2 separate regions of the Mus musculus genome follow, and region 1 is linked to region 2. The links are chromatin loops, found by intact Hi-C in ENCODE. Cell type or tissue: heart. All regions are shown on one strand.

Region 1 (8,000 bases), 130 kb after region 2:
CAAGGCGGTCTGAGCAGTGTGACAGCTAAGGGACAGATGGACAGGGAGGAAGTTCAGTGGGAGGACATTTATGCAAACAGTAGCATGTCTCTGCTCCTGGGTGTCTTAAACACTGTGTGAGTTAAATCTGGCTTCCCAGTCCAACGTGGGATTGGAGGATTCTGTTGGCTGCCAAGTGAAACCGTGATATCTTTTCTTGGTAACTGGGCTTGGGCAAGGGGCTCTCAGGCTTCATACAGCAGCTGTGCTTAGGGTCATAAAGTCTGGAAAAGTCCTGGTGTAGGAGGAAACACCCTAATCTAAAAATTACCGCTGGCATTTACTCTGGTCAGGAAAGATGAGAGGGATTGCCTAAGTTGGTAGGAATGGAATAGGAGAGGACTTGACTCTCACGGTCTCTTAAAATATTTTATTAGACTGTTCTTTCCTTCAAGACACCCCAAATCTGCTTAATATGCCCAGTTCTTAATCGGACGAATCAATGATAGTTGTGTTCCATCCTCCTGCTCTGTGAAACAGGCTTCCTTCCCCCACCCCCTTATCCTCACAGGTCTCTCATTCTTGACACACACATTCTCCAAGACCCTTTCTTATCTGTGGGACCTTCCTTCCCCACAGGAAAGGCAGTGGGGGTTGGCAAGAGCGTTGCTGCATTTCTACCAAGACTTGGAGCTGCCCTATTAGTTTCTTTTTGGTCATTTTGGTGCCTGGCTTTGAGTGTTTTTCTGAACCCCAGTTTTTGCTTCTCATAAACTAGGACCACCCACTCACATGGGGAAACTGAATCGCATGGTTACCATAACTACAAGTTTCCCTTCCAGCCACAGGGGCATCATTCTTGCTTCCAAGAAACCATTAGCCGAGATCCTTCCTGCCCTGTGAGAAGATGATGAGGGTCATTTTGGCCATGCCCCTGCATCCAGGCAATATTCCAAGCACAGGAACAGAACAGGAACGAATTGAGCCTCTCTCTACCAATTTTCCTCCTCTTTCCTGGTTTCCCACAAAAAAATGAAACAACAACAACAACAACAAAAAAACTTCTTCTTCTTCTTTTTTTTTTTTTTTTTTTTTTTTTTAGAAAAAGGAGGACGTTCAAATGGGAACGAAAGAGTTCAAAATAACCCTCGGTTCTTAAATCACGTCAATTTGATTGTTTCTTCCAACACCCACACATCAGCTTTGACCAGACATCCACCTACCAGTACTTATGCAAAGATACTGGCAGCTGATGATAATCCAAGCAGCAGCATCTCAGCTCTCCAAGTGGCTTTGTTACCAACCCCTCTCTGCTCCTTGTGTCCCTGGAGTTGGCTCCTGTTTGAGGAGGGTCCTAATGCCCTCAGAAGGGGCATCAGCTGCTACCGCTCAGCACCTTCACCCCCCCTTACAAGCAAGACAGTGCACACATCTGTCCCACACCCCACCACAGCGGTTAATATTGTGGTGGTTTTGCTCATTTTGGATTGCGTCATCTCAAGGGTGATTATTAATAGATATTCAGAGTCCTGGGTCAGTGATGATAGACAGAGGATCTGGAAAAAGCCAAAGAACAGGGAGCCTTGCTAAGGGGAAGAGAAGGCATCTGTGTGAAGTCTAGGTACACTGTGCTGTACTAATGGTGGGGAAGAAAGTCACAACAGGAGAGAGACCTGCTCTGCAGGCTGCCAGCAGAGTGGACATGGCCAAGCCCCTGAAGAACAACTGACAACCTGCAGGGTTGTGAGGTAAGGAATTGCCTCACCTAATTCAGGTAAGCTGTGGGTTGCCAACTCGCCAAGGGAAAATAGGCCCCAGAAACCCTGCTGATTACAGTCACAACATTTGTTCCCAGGCACTGTGGGATCCCCACGTTATCAGGGTCATTATCAGGGGTCATTTCATTCATCCACCTGCCTCTGAGCACAGTTGCAGATAAAGAAGTCTGAAGAGCCAGTTTCAAGGGACAAGTGCTCTTTCTTCTAGAGTTCTCTGCACAAGAACAAGGACCATTTCCTACAGTCAAATGCTACAGTGCTGGCAGCCCCGGCCCCAGCCCCTGCTCTGGAAACCCTCCCTAGAGTGTCGTCCTGCAGATTAACCAGAAGAGCCCGGTCAGGTGGTCTGAACAGACAGGATGGTGATGCTTAGTGAGGGACCTCATGATGGCTCCTTCTCCTCACTTGGGCTGCTCACTGGCTCTGCTCCCAGGATGTCCCACAGGAAGACTCTAACCAGCTCTCAGCCACTTGTCAGTGTAGGGCCCCTGAGCCCTCAAAGCTCCTTGAAAGGGTCACTCAGGCTGCTTACTCCAAGACAAAGAGGCCACTTATGGGTCTTACAGACCAACCACTGGCTTGGGGGACAAATCCAGTATCTCTTGTCACCTGTCCCTGCAGTGGTCCAAGAGTCTCCACTTCACATACCTACTCCTAGCGGCAGTTTTGCAGGAGGCCAGGGGAACAGAACTGAGTTCACCAGGCAGGAAGAGAAGAAAGTGACCAAAAAAAAAAAAAAAATCATTAGGAAAGGCCCTTGGGGAATATTAGGCAAAGGCACCCAGGGCAGATGAAGAACAACCCTGCATTTAGAACCCAAGACTACTGAGCTGTGCTGTTGCCTTCTAGAGTCTGGGATAGTGTGGCTGGGGTAAGGAAGGGCCCGGAGGTAAAATGAAAGCTGAAGACGGAGGAGGGTGACATAGGGGAGAGGCAAGGTGCCAGACAATCTATTTCAGAGCAGGACTGATGCCCAGGAAGAAGAGACACCCAAATAAACTGAGACTCAAATTAGGGATGGATTGCATTAGGATCTGTTGGTGGCTTATTCTCTCCAGCTTTGTTTGGCTTGAGAATTTATTATCTTATCGTTGTTATTGAGACAAGGGTTCACTGTGTTGCCGAGGCTCCTCTCTGGTCCCTCCACAGACGTGCACTACCACAACCAATTACAATGTTTGTTTGTTTGTTTTTAAATTTTTACATTATATCAGCATGCACACATTCTTATAGTCATTCAAATCACGCAGCCCTTCCCTTTCCCAGTTTTAGGTCCTTCCTGGAAGGAAATAACACTAACTGATTTATCATGTAGATAGACGTGTGGGCAGAGAGAGATGATGGATAGACAGATACACGGAGAGGTAGAACATATTCGTGTGGCTAGCATTCAGTTCGCAATAGTCCTTGGTGTGCTTCCAATTCCATTATGGAGAGATCCACTCGTTCATTTAATTGTTATGTGGAGCTTCATCCTCAAAGGGCACCATGGCTTCTGCAAACTTACTGATGGCTATTTATCTTATTATGTTGGTTTTATTTATTGTGTTGCAAAAAGCATCTTTCCCCACAACTCTGGCAGACTTTACAATGAGTTTATGAGTAACTGGGGGAAGGGGGACGGTGGCACAGGAGTCTCTTGGGATCTTTGGGACCGTCCTAGATTAGAGAGATACTGGGCTAAGGTGAAAATAGATCACTGCATGGTTTCCAGAAGACCCCAGGGCTAGGAGCTTGTCCTTGCTGAGTTTGTCCTTATGGCCTCCCATGGCACTGCTAGTCACAGCTACCCATGAAGGTCTTGCAGGAAAAAAACCGCAAAGTGCATGCTGGCCAGATCCAGGCAGTTAAAACCAGACCTGGCACTGGCACACATGCCTGATAATAATCCTCTCTTTGGACCGATTTCCTGCAGACTCTATCCCTCCCGAAAATGATCACAAGCAGTATTCATGCAGCGGCCCCGGGGGAGGGACAGGTGCTATTTTGAGCTGTTTTCAGTAATTGGTAAATGCGGGGAATGCGTGGGAGGAAGGCACAGGGGCCTTTCTGGATGCAGCGCTGACGTCATGGGTGAGTTTTCAGAGATGCGGCTTCCTGTGTGGCTTGGGGAAACGAGGCTTCCCTGGTCACGTGACCCTGAGACACTTAGGCAGCAGGTGACTCCTTTGTTCTCCAGCCCTAGGACATCCCGGACTGTGTTCTCAGCCCGAAGTTACAGAAAAGACACAAGCAGCCTACCAAGGGCCCAGGAGAGCAGCCTTGAGGTGTCTATCACGGAGAGAAACTTTATGTAGTCCCCCTCCTTCTCCTGCCCTCATCTGCTTATTGGCTGAGCCGTTCCAACAGTGTCTGAGACTCCGGGGCATAATTCTGCCTCTCTCTTCAGCACCTAACACCGTTCCTTGTTTGCCTGGGTTTTGTCAACCTGACACAAATCTAAACACATCAGAAAGGGAAAAACTTAATTGAGAAATGCCTCTATCAGATGGACCTGTAGGCAAGTCTGTGGCACATGTTCCTGATTAATGATTAATGTGGGAGGGTTCAGCCCACTGTGGTTGGTGCCACTCCTGGGCAGGTGGTCCTGGGTATACAAGAAACCAAATGGAGCAAGCCACCAGGAGGAAGCCAGTAGGCAGCATTCCCTATGGCTTCTCCGTTAGTTCCTACCTCCAAGTTCCTGCCTTGAGTTCCCGCCCTGACTTCCTTCAAGGATGGACTGTGATGTGGATGTGTAAGGGTGGGGAGGACCCCTTCCTCTCCAAGTTGCTTTTGGTCATGGTGTTTATCACACCAATAGAAAGCTAATTAAGATAACCCTCTGACAGATAACATGTGCTCCCCCAGAACATAACAGTGATGGTTCAACAAGATGAAGCCCAGTGACTGTGGTAAATACTTCCAAGATGATGGCGTTATTATCAATTTTCACATCAGGTGGCAAGGCTCTCCTTTGCTATGTCTTCCACCAGCTTTTGAGGGTTTTTTGTTTGTTTGTTTTTTTCCAGAGACAAGACCTGTATTCTTTGCAGACTGATCAATGCAAGGCCTCACAATAGGCAGAAGGGTATGAGGCTGGAAGATTATATATAAAGGGTTCAATTTGTATCTCCTTCCCTCAAGTGCTGGAGGCTGTTCTCTGTCCTTGGTCTAGGCAGGCCACCAGAATATTCTGAGCAGTGGGAGGCCATGGAGGTGACGCTGTGTGACCTCCAAACCCAGGACTTAAGAGACTTTTGTGTTCTTCCTCTTGGTTTCTTACAGCTGTGTAAGGAAGTCCAGAGCTGTTCCCCACCTCACAGCTGAGAGAGGTCTTTGGACTTATGACAGTCACCTCAGTTACCCATTACTCCAGGCCTAGGGGCTTGGAGAGATGGCTCAGTGGCTAAGAGCACTGACTGCTCTTCCAGAGGACCTGAGTTCAATTCCCAGTAACCACATGGTGGCTCACAACCATCTGTAATGGGATCTGATGCCCTCTTCTGGTGTGTCTGAAGGCAGCTATTGTATACTCATATACATAAAATAAACAAATCTTTTTAAAAAATGAGAGAAACTGGGTCCCAGCTCACCCACTGATGACAGCTGTGAAGGTGACCTCTAAACCCTGCCTCAGTGGCAGAATCCACAGAAAATGGATGGTTGCTATTTCAGCCATCAAATCTTAGGGTATGAATTTTTTCTTCTTCTTTCCTTCATCATCAGATAAATGAGACCAGGAGATTGGGAACAAGTCATCTCAGAGTCCCTAAGAGACAAAAGAAGGAAATGTAAGCCCGACCAGAGTAGACTTTTCTCTGTAGAGTTTCAGACAGAAGGACTGTCTGGGTACAAAGAAAGGGCCATCACTAGTCTGGGGACAGGGCCTCCTGAAGAGAGATGGCTTGGGAAGGCTGAGAAGTTTCTCAGATGATGCTATCAGCCAAGGACCACAAGGAAGAAAACACTGGGTGGACAGGGCCCCATGCTGTGCTCAGATAATAAAGGGACAGAAGAGGAAAAGACATTGTCCCTCAAACCTAAGCCTGACATAGCATGGCTGAAGAGTACCACTGACTGCGCGCAGTCCACACTGAGCTGGGAATTACAGGGATAATGAAGAGAGCAAACTCGGAACTTGACGTGGAGCAAGAGAAGAGGTGATTGCATTCTCTAGGGTCAGCACTGGGAGGCTGAGGGAGGAAGGCCGGAGGGAAAGCCGACTCTCCTTTATTTGCTTCTCGTCAGTGAAAACACCCCAAGTCTGAAGGAAGGGGATGACAACAGGACTAAAAGCTGAAGGCTGTTTAAGACAAGGCCGGGTGGTACACATGGCTGTGTTCCGGCATTTTCAATTCCCAGCCAAATTGTCTTTCATCACCGAGCTTCACACAAGACATGGACACAGTGGGCACCCCATTACTCACTGCGATGACATGCTTCTCAGGGGTGTCCATCTGCCTGCTTCAAGATCCCCCAGAAATGCTTGGCAAGAGCATGGATTCCTGCCCACAGTCTCCCCAACTCCCTGCCCAACTGATAATACAAGGCTCTGAGGCTGGGGGTGAGATTGAACATATTTAGCAAACACAGGGACACTGTTTTCTTTCATCTCCATGACAATCTTTTGGGTTGAGTACTCCTGATCTGAAATTTTGGAGACCAGAGTACTTCCCGGTTTGATTCTTGAAGATTTGGAAGTGTCTGTAGGTACGTTAGAGCATCTTTAATCTGAAAACCAGAAATCTGAGTCAGAACAGTTAAAAGACTTCAGAGTTTGGAGCATTTCAGCTCCTCGGGGATTAGAGCTGTGTAAGTGGTACTGACTCTCTTTTAAAGACAAGAAAGCTGACACCCATCGAGCTTAACTAAGGGAAACCAGGAGAGCTGGGACTAGAACATGAGTATCTCAGCCAGACAGGCCCCATTCCTGTCAGGTAGGCTCCGCCGCTACTTGTCCACTGTGAATGAGCCCCATAGGCTTGCCCCTGCATGCTTACCTATACAGTCATTCTCAAGAATTCTGTTAGTGGGTGGAGTGTGTGCTTAAGCTTGAGAAATAAAGGAAGACTTTAGATTCTGTTATCCTTGGAAAAGCCACAATACAGGGAAACGGCTATAGTCACTAAGAGCTCTAAGAAGCAGCATGGCTCCACTTGGCATGCACCAAGTCCAAACGGGCTCACTAACCTTACTAAGAGCAAGGTTAGACCAGAACATGGAAGGAATGCCTAATATTTCCCAACATCCATTCCACCGAATAGACACTGGCGATTGGCTCAATTTGCTAGCAGGTTGAGCGAACTGGACCAATGAGTTAAAGAGACACATTCCATCTCCACAGATAGAAACAAGGAAGTCTATTGTCACAATTGATAGATGCATGCTGAACCCGAGGGACTCAGGCTTCAGATAATGCTACTGTTATGATACACATGAGCTGGGTAGAGCCCCAGTCTTGAATGACGTCACTTCGCTAATGTGTTGACCAATTTGAATCCATATCCTTCTTTGGGAATCTTGTTATGGGAAACCGTCAGATTCCTTATTAGTTAAACAAATCCTTAAAAAGTCAGGCTTTTCCTGAACTACTGAAAAACTGTATCATATGTTTCTAGGGAAATGCCCTAGACGCAATGCATTTCAATTTTTAAAAATTGACTACAGACTTAAAGATAGTCTTGCTAGGCTTGAATAATGTCACTAGACACAGTCGTAGCAGGAGGTCCCAAGCTGACCATAGCCAGGAGATTCGGACAGTTAGGTGCACATTCAAAAGATCGGCTGTTTGTACATTTAAGAAGCCTCCTATACCAGTTTCCTGGGATTGGTGTGGACATCGCCTGAAGCACCTTACTGTGTTTGTGTATTCCTTAGCCTCAGCCCACATTTGGCACATGCTCCCTTTGGCTGCTGACGGTGTAAACTCACTGCCAATGCGACTGCACTTTTGCCTGGTCAGTGGGCCAAAGGTTCTTAGCTTTGGCATCTCTCCTATCACAGTCTCCTCCTGCATCAGAAGTGAGATTTGCCCTCTGAAGTGGACTCCTGGCACGTCTTTGGGCTGAGTCCAAACCCACAGTCGTGGCTGGCATTTGACACTGAATCAGAGCCGTGCTTTGGGGGTCAATGTCACCAGATAGGTGGTCTCCCTTATCGATGGGACAGACTTGGCCCCCCGAATCTTGGCCTGACTTTGATCACTACCCGGCTGAGAAAGCCTGCTCAGCCAATTTGCTAATGTCTCAAAGCTGCTAGGCT
Region 2 (8,000 bases):
TGATGGTGGCAGAGGATGCCTGCTTGTCTAGTGATTCCCTGGAGAAACCCTGAGATGAGGAAAGAGGGGAGGGGATGGAGTTTGGGGGAAGAGTGTGACCTTTGAATTCCACTCTTAATTCATACTCCTCAGCATATGACACATTATGGTAGTAGGATTTGGAAAATAAAATATATCGCAGTGGGCTTGAATAGTCCATCTCCCCAAGTTAAGTCCACACTCAGAACATAGGGGCATATATGTCTATCCTGAGCAGGACACAGAGGCACACATCTTTAATCACAGCACCTACCTAGGAGGCAGAAGCAGGTGGATCTCTGAGAGTTAAAGGCCAGCCTGCTCTACAAAGTGAATTCCAGACTGTCCAGGGCTACATTGTGATAATCTATCTTGAAACAAACAAACACACACACAAACAAACAAACAAGAGCATATCTTGATTTGTAATTGGGGGTCTTTGCATGGCAGGGAAGATGGATCAGTGGGGTAAAGGCACTTACCACCAACCCTGACGACAAGAGTTCAAATCCCAGGACAACACATGGTGGAAAGAGAGAACCGAGGCTCCTGTAGGTTGTCCTCTGACTTCCATACACACACACACACACACACACACACACACACACACACACTTCACGCTCTTTTTTTCCATTTTTTATTAGGTATTTAGCTCATTTACATTTCCAATGCTATACCAAAAGTCCCCCATACCCACCCACCCCCACTCCCCTACCCACCCACTCCCCCTTTTTGGCCCTGGCGTTCCCCTGTACTGGGGCATATAAAGTTTGCGTGTCCAATGGGCCTCTCTTTCCAGTGATGGCCGACTAGGCCATCTTTTGATACCGCTCTTTTTTTAATAAAAAAAAAAAAAGCTGGATGTGTGATAGACTCCGTTAAGGCCAGCACTTGGGAGAAGGAGACAATGTCAAGCAAATCTCTGTGAATTCAAGGTCAGCCAGGGCTAGTCTCAAAAAAAAAAAAAAAAAAAGAAAGAAGAAGAAGAAGAAGGAGAAGGAGAAGGAGAAGGAGAAGGAGAAGGAGAAGGAGAAGGAGAAGGAGAAGGAGAAGGAGAAGGAGAAGGAGAAGAAGAAGAAGAAGAAGAAGAAGAAGAAGAAGAAGAAGAAGAAGAAGAAGAAGAAGAAGAAGAAGAAGAAAGTCTTTGTAGGCATGTTTAACCCAGGGAAGACATCCTGGATTCCCAGGGAAGAATCTCAGTTCAATTACAAGTGTCTTGAGAGGGGCACACAGAAGACCGGGGAAGGCCTGGCAGTGCTGGGCTGGAACTCTAGGCTGTACAGACCCGGGAGTGTCTGGAATTCCTGGAAGGAGGGCTTAGAGGGAGGATTCTCCAGTGGGCTTGGAGATAGACGGTCAACCCTTCTGACACCTGGGTTTGGGATTTCTGGCTCAAGAACTTTACAGAATGAAATTTCGTTACTGCTAACTAGTTTGTGGCCATTGCTTTGGCCAGAGGAAAAACACAGTCACCTTCATTAAAACAGAGTACCGTTCTAAACCGCAGCTCAAAAGACACCTGTGCCATCCAGACTGAGACCAGGGGCAGCCTGGTCTTGGCAGGTAGAGAGAGGCGGGGGACCCCAGGCAGTGCGTGTCCTGCCTCCTGCCAGGCTTTTAGTCTGTGCAAGTTGGTGGCTGCCAGCATGGCTCTGTCCTGATGTTCTCAGCAGCCCCTTCCAGAGCAGGCTGGGGGCTTTTTTCCTTTCCATATAGCAGGGAGACACTGAGAACATCTTCAAGGAAGTTGGGAGGCCTGCTTGGGAGTACCAACACAGTTGGGCCTGGCTTCCTGGGCCAGATGCCTCCCTAAGGCTGACTTGGTCTCTTTGGCACCAATTCTTGCTGGAGCAGTCCGAAATGAGTCATGGTTGGGGGAGGGGAAGCCCAGAACCTTTCTGGGGTGGTGACATGTGGCTCGCTTCTGAGACTTTGCTGTGGGCTGAGCATCTGTGCCCCACCACCATTAACATTAACATCCTAACCAGAAGAGTGAGGTACTTGTCAGCAAGACTTGGGGAGGTGATGGGGTCACAAAGGGGGAACCTTGCACAGACTCATGTCCTGAAGGACCCTAAAGAACCCCCCTCTCACCTGTCCCATGAGGATTCCCTGGAGAGGGAGCTATCTGTGTCTCGAGGAGCACCAAGCTCTCAGGCCCCTCATCCTCTTCCTAAATGGCCTAGGGATGGCTGGGAGGGAAGAGGAGCCAAGGTCCCCACTGGTGCATGCAGGAGTCAGGACCCAGGATCCAGGACCCAGGACAGAGTCGAAGCTGTGTTAGGGCAGCTGATGGTTCTCAGGGTGCCATTGCTGCCGGTTGTGGCAAGCTTCTCAGCTCCTGCATCCTGTGACATTCACCTTTGCCAAGCCCCAACTGCCACAACAGCTGCCACAGACGTGGTGTGGACACCAACTCAGGCACGCTTCCGTTTTGCCACCTAGATCACCATCCAAGCTATACTCTCCTCCAAACCAGGGAGGCTGCTGTCCCCTGAGCCTCTGGCTTGGTGCTACACCTATAACCAGAGAAACGGGCCGCTGGCTGAGCCAGTCTGTTGGCTTTAGTCTCTAGCTCTGCTTGTACCCAGGCCCGTCTTCCTTCCTTCCTTCCATTCTTTCTTCCTTCCATTCTTTCTTTCTTTCTTTCTTTCTTTCTTTCTTTCTTTCTTTCTTTCTTTCTTTCTTTCTTCCTTCCTTCCTTCCTTCCTTCCTTCCTTCCTTCCTTCCTTCTTTCCTTCCTTCCTTTCTTTTTTATTTTATTAGACATTTTTTATTTGCATTTCAAATGTTATCCTCTTTCCTGGTCTCCCTCTAAAAACCCCCTCCCCTCATCCCTTCCCCCTCTCCTTGCTCACCAACCCTCCCACTCCCACTTCCCGGTCTTGGCATTCCCCTATACTGGGGCATAGAGCCTTCACAGGACCAAGGGACTCTCCCTCTCCTCCCATTGATATCCAACTAGACCACCCTGTGCTACATATGCAGCTAGAGCCATAAATCCCACCATGTGTACTCTTTGGTTGGTGGTTCCTATTTTCTTTATTCAGAAGAGGAACCAAGAACCCCAAACTACTGAGTGTGACCCTAGCTGTGGCTGCTTGAGCAGGGGTAGAAGGGAAAGCAGGCCTCAAGGAAGGAGCAGTCAGTTTTAACCCTGACAGTCCATATGGGAGGGTGTGGTGTGGTTCTTGGAGACAGTCCCCAGGGGCATCTCCAGAGATGGCCCAGATGCTTCCCTCCCAGCCTAGATGCATTCTTCATCTTCAAATGGCTGACATATCACAGGTTTTTGAGACCCGCTCAACTTGGCACAGGGCAGAAAGCTTTGCTCGCTTGCTGGAAATTTTTTTTTTCCTTTTTCTTGGGGGCTGGTTGGGTGAGTTATTTCTCATCCCTGTGTGTCCCCTGGGTGCCTGCCCAGTGCCTGTGGGATGTTTACCGCTCCCTGCGTTGGTTTCTGGGTGGCCAGGTGAGATCAGGGCTGTGGTGGAGAGCAAGGAGGGGGAGGGGTGAGCAGGAAGACTCATTTCCTGACTGACTGACAAGGCTGATAGCATCTCTCCCATCCCTTCCCCCGGGAACCTGCTTACAGAGGAGTTCAGCTCCAGTCATCGCAGCCGTCAAACGCACCTCTCTGTCCTGTGCAGATAAACTCATCACTCTGGAAGGCAGGCAGGCAGGCAGGGAGGCCCAGGCGTGGGTGTGCGGAGGGGCACAGACCCACTTCTTGTCCTCCACCTGGTGCCAGGAGGCTGGCATGTTGGAAGTGTAGAGGGGAGCTTCTCTCCCCTCTGCTTTCCCTCACAAAAGACTAAGCAGGATGGCTGAGGAGGGGTCTCCCAACCCTCAGAGGGGAGTGTAGGTGAATGGAGAAACATCCCATCACTCCAGGCAAAGAGACAGAGGCCTTTCTCTGAATCCAGGGCCAAGGGTCCAGATCAGTCCCTGAAATGCCCGTCTATATACCCCAGCTGCAAGATGTACCTATCATAAAGACCAAACCCTTTTAACCCTTTTGAAGCCATAGATGCCATTGAGATGTGACTCTCTCCCTGCCCAAAAAGCTCAGGTTGAGAAGACTATCGGCTTCCGGTCTGGATGCGCATGCATGCAGTGTATATGCGAACTGAAGGCATGCGGCAATATTGTCTCACAGCCTGGGTAGGCATCTCAGGCTGATAGGGCATAGCTGAGAGATCCACGTGGCTCACATCCAGTAGCCCTGGCTTTGTGTACACAGGCGTGTGCCATCATAAGACATACCCAAACTTACTCCTAGCGGCTCCACTGCTACTTTATGGGGCTGAGGGCAACTGTTGCCCTTCTGAAACTGTGGACACACAAGTATGCAGAATGAGGAGCCCTCTGTGAAAGCAAAACCCAAGCTGGTATGTGGATTGTCACCCTCCTGGGCATGTCTCAGCCTGGGCTTCTCCTGCCTTGCCCTAAATTCTAGATGACATTATCTGAGGTGACTGGACATGTTGGAAAACCCCATGTCCTCTGCAGCTGGAACCTGTCCCTATCCTGTGTGTCACTTCTAAATACTTTGTGAAGGGACGGCCCTGGAAATAGGTACTGGATACTTGCCTAGGCCATTGTTCTGGTCTATCTGGCTAGTGGCCTGAAGGCAGGCAGGCAGCAAAGCAGAGGGATCAGGGGGCTCCTCCCACCCACGTGGGCAAGTTTGACCTAGATCTATTACCTCAGCTGTGCTCCTTACTATGCACAGTCCTGGGGCTGTGGGGTCACCAGGGCATGGCTGAGGTCACACTATCACCCTTTAGGCTAACACACACACACACACACACACACACACACACACACACACACACCCCGAGTCAGTAATGCTGATGGAACAACGAAATGAGGATGTGTGTGTAGCCAAGACCTGAAGGCAGAGATAGGCTCGCTTGCTTGCTTGCCTTCCTTCCTTCTTTCTTTCTTTCTTTCTTTCTTTCTTTCTTTCTTTCTTTCTTTCTTTCTTTCTTTCTTTCTCTCTCTCTCTCTCTCTCTCTCTCTTTCTTTCTTTCTTTCTTTCTTCTTTCCTTCCTTCCTTCCTTCCTTCCTTCCTTCCTTCCTTCTTTCTTTCTCTCTCTCTCTCTCTCTCTCTCTCTCTCTCCCTCTCTCCTTCTCTCCATCTCCCCCACCCCCACCTCCACTTCTACCGCCCCTCACTATGTGTGTGTGTCTGTATGTATGTGCATATCTAAGTCCACACTTGTGGCTTCATGTGTATGTGCATGTGTGTATGTGTGTAAGTGCACATGTAAATCCAGGCTTGTGTCTTCACTTTAGGTGAAAGATGCATTTGAACACTGGAGAAAACTGTTCCTTCCTATTGGAACCTGAAATCACATGCAGTGCTACAGCTGCCTCGGTGAGGGGGGGGGGGAGCTGGAGGACACATGGAGACTTCTGGGAGGAGGTGGCACTTTCTGTGTCCCTCAGGGGTGGCCAAGGAGTGTTGCTCCAACCTAGCCACTAAGTGGTCATCTTTGTTTAACCACAAGCCTGCCGGCTTCATTTTCAGCCTGGCACAATCATGAGCCTCCTCATTCTTGGCCTTGCGGGTACGCGTGAGCAGCTGTGACAGAAGCCCTTGGGTGGGCCTCTGGGTGTGATAGGGAGGTTCCTTCCCTTAGGGTGCTCAGGGGTGCATGTTGAAGTCACGCTTGCGGGTTTCTGCCTGATCCAGTCTCCTTGCCAGTTTTCATAGGCCCCAACAAAATGAGAGGGAACATTATGCATAGAACCCCCCCCCCCCCCATGTAATGCGTATACTCCTCAATAATGCAGGTTCTTGCCCCACTCACTATAGGGCACCTTTGACCAGCTTCCGGTTCTGGGGAGAATGACTATTGACTATATATGGATGTGGGTGTAGTGGTGGGCAGAAGAAACGGTTTGCAAAAACTTGGTGTGACGCTCATGGGCTACCACATACGAATGCAAATGTCTGCCCTCTACGTGGTAGCATGTAACCCCCCTGTAGGCTTGGGCAAGAAATAGAGAAGACAGGAGGTCTACCTTTGGAGTCCATCTAAATCCCCTATACCACAGCCAGGGGTGGTCTGTCCCTCAGGGGGTTGCAGGACCCCAGGCAGCAATATGCTGGGCTTGGCTGGAATCCTGGTGTGGGACAGGAAGTTAGCCAGCCTCATATCCAGAACAGACTGCAGGAGTGTAGCAGGAGTCTGAGGAGGCCCTCCCTACTTTGGCTTCTAGTGCTAAATGTGTGTTTATTTTGGTCCTTCTATGTGACATGGAAACACATATGCTTACTCGCCATTGCTCTTTCTGCCCTTGAGCAGTTGGACATGGTGCCAAGGTGGCTACGGCCTGGCCATCATGACAGTCTCTCTTTCCAGCTCCATTTCCAGTTTCCCGAAGAGAAGGCCCCCTGGCTTCTACAGCACAGGGTCAAGGCACGGAGGGGTGAAGATTATCTTATGCCAGGCTCCCAGGAAACGTGGGTTTCCTGATAGCTCAGATGTGATCTTAAAAGCCAGAGCTCAATGAACAGCGAGCGACTAAAGCACTTGGAATTCCTTCATTCAAACACACTATCAAAGGTACAGATTGTTATGCCTGGCTCCAGGAGGATCAAGGGGGAAGAGAGCCCTGTACTCACAGGGGCGCCTTCTACTGACCCCATGGCACAGCTAGGCAGGCATTCTGGTCTCATTGTGCAGTTAAGAAAATTGAGGTACAGAAAGGACCCATGCTCTGCTAAGGACTGCTCGCTGTGGTTTGCGTCCATGTCCGCCTCAGTTTCTGCCTCTGTATCGCTGCGAAGTCAAGATTGGAGGAGCTCAGTTTCCCTCCCGCCTGTGCTCAGCCCAGCAGCTGGAACATGGACGGACATCTTCCTACAGGACAGACGTGAGCAGTGCTGGAAGAAAGGGCAGGAGTGGCCTAAGAGGAGTTCAGGAGAGGGCAGGGCTGTTTCGTGGCACTGCTGGAGGTCTTGTTCATTGGAGAGCCAAACTCTGTGGCTTAGAGCAGGTTCTTTTCCCCTTCAATTGCCAACACAACTCCCTAGGACATTCATTCCTCATAGTGTCCTTTATCATAGAGTAGCGCAGAGGACCCAGCTTCACTCTTTGTTAGAATCCCAGACCTAGGGACAGGAGCTGTCTTCCCAAAGCTGTCTGCTTAGGACCTCTGCTTTCCTTCTCCAGTCCCTGGCTCTTATCCCTGTGCCCAGGTTCAGCAGTGTTTCATCCTTTTATCTGGCTGGGAAGGGGTGGAGGCGGTGGTGGGGGTTATTCTTGTCACCAGCAGAATGAGTGTGCAAAAGTCAGCAGATGCCGTGAGAACGTCAGTTGGGTGCGGGGGCTGGAGGGGTGTGTTTCCTGAGGGCTTGGGAGGTTCCTAGGTGAACCCCCCCCTTAAGCTGTGAAGAATGTGAAGAGAGAACAGCTGTATGTGCCTGAGGGATGGTTAAGGTGGAGGCTGGGGAGGGGAAGCGTCAGGGGAGGGGGGAAAGAGGGTCCTGAAAGGGAAGACACCCCAGCCCTGTTCTGAGGTCACACAGATGGTGGCAGAGTCTGGGTTAAGCCAGAGTGGGAATCTCTGCAGAGCTGTCCTGCTGCCTGAGTGGTGGCACCTCCAAGTCAGTGGGCTTGGCTAACCCTGTACAAGAAATGACAGCCCAGCCAGCCAGGAGCTCAGATGGTAGCCCTAGGATCCTTTCTTTCTTCTTCTTCTTCTTCTTCTTTTTTTAATCTTTGGTTTTTCAATACAGGGTTTCTCTGTGTAGCCCTGGCTGTCCTGGAACTCACTCTGTAGACCAGGCTGGCTTCGAACTCAGAAATCCACCTGCTGCTGCCTCCCAAGTGCTGGGATTAAAGGCGTGTGCCACCACCGCCTGGCTTAGGATCCTTTTCTAACCATCTTTGAGTACCCATGCCCATACCACTCTTGGCCACTGCCCGTCTTGCCCACCAAGGCAGCTCGGTGGCAACTCTGCCTTT

What was found. Hi-C counts contacts between places; a loop is a spot of excess contacts. Peaks named below come from ENCODE experiments on the same cell type or tissue, not always from the same donor. Only the 100,000 strongest peaks of a DNase experiment are listed, where the experiment ranks them.
Region 1: a loop joins it to region 2, with 2.0 times the contacts of the local background. A loop is called at or near these places in 3 of 42 quality-filtered maps.

Annotation. Positions count from the first base shown.
Region 1 is chr9:43,541,133-43,549,132 of GRCm38, reverse strand. No RefSeq gene overlaps it. Among named protein-coding and RNA genes, the nearest start is that of Gm36855, 24 kb to the right of the region's middle. In heart, no CTCF peak of the experiment used is centred here; DNase peaks (open chromatin) are centred at 3,852 and 7,672.
Region 2 is chr9:43,670,083-43,678,082 of GRCm38, reverse strand. No RefSeq gene overlaps it. Among named protein-coding and RNA genes, the nearest start is that of Gm29961, 29 kb to the right of the region's middle. In heart, no CTCF peak of the experiment used is centred here; a DNase peak (open chromatin) is centred at 4,612; H3K27me3 peaks cover 1,549 bases.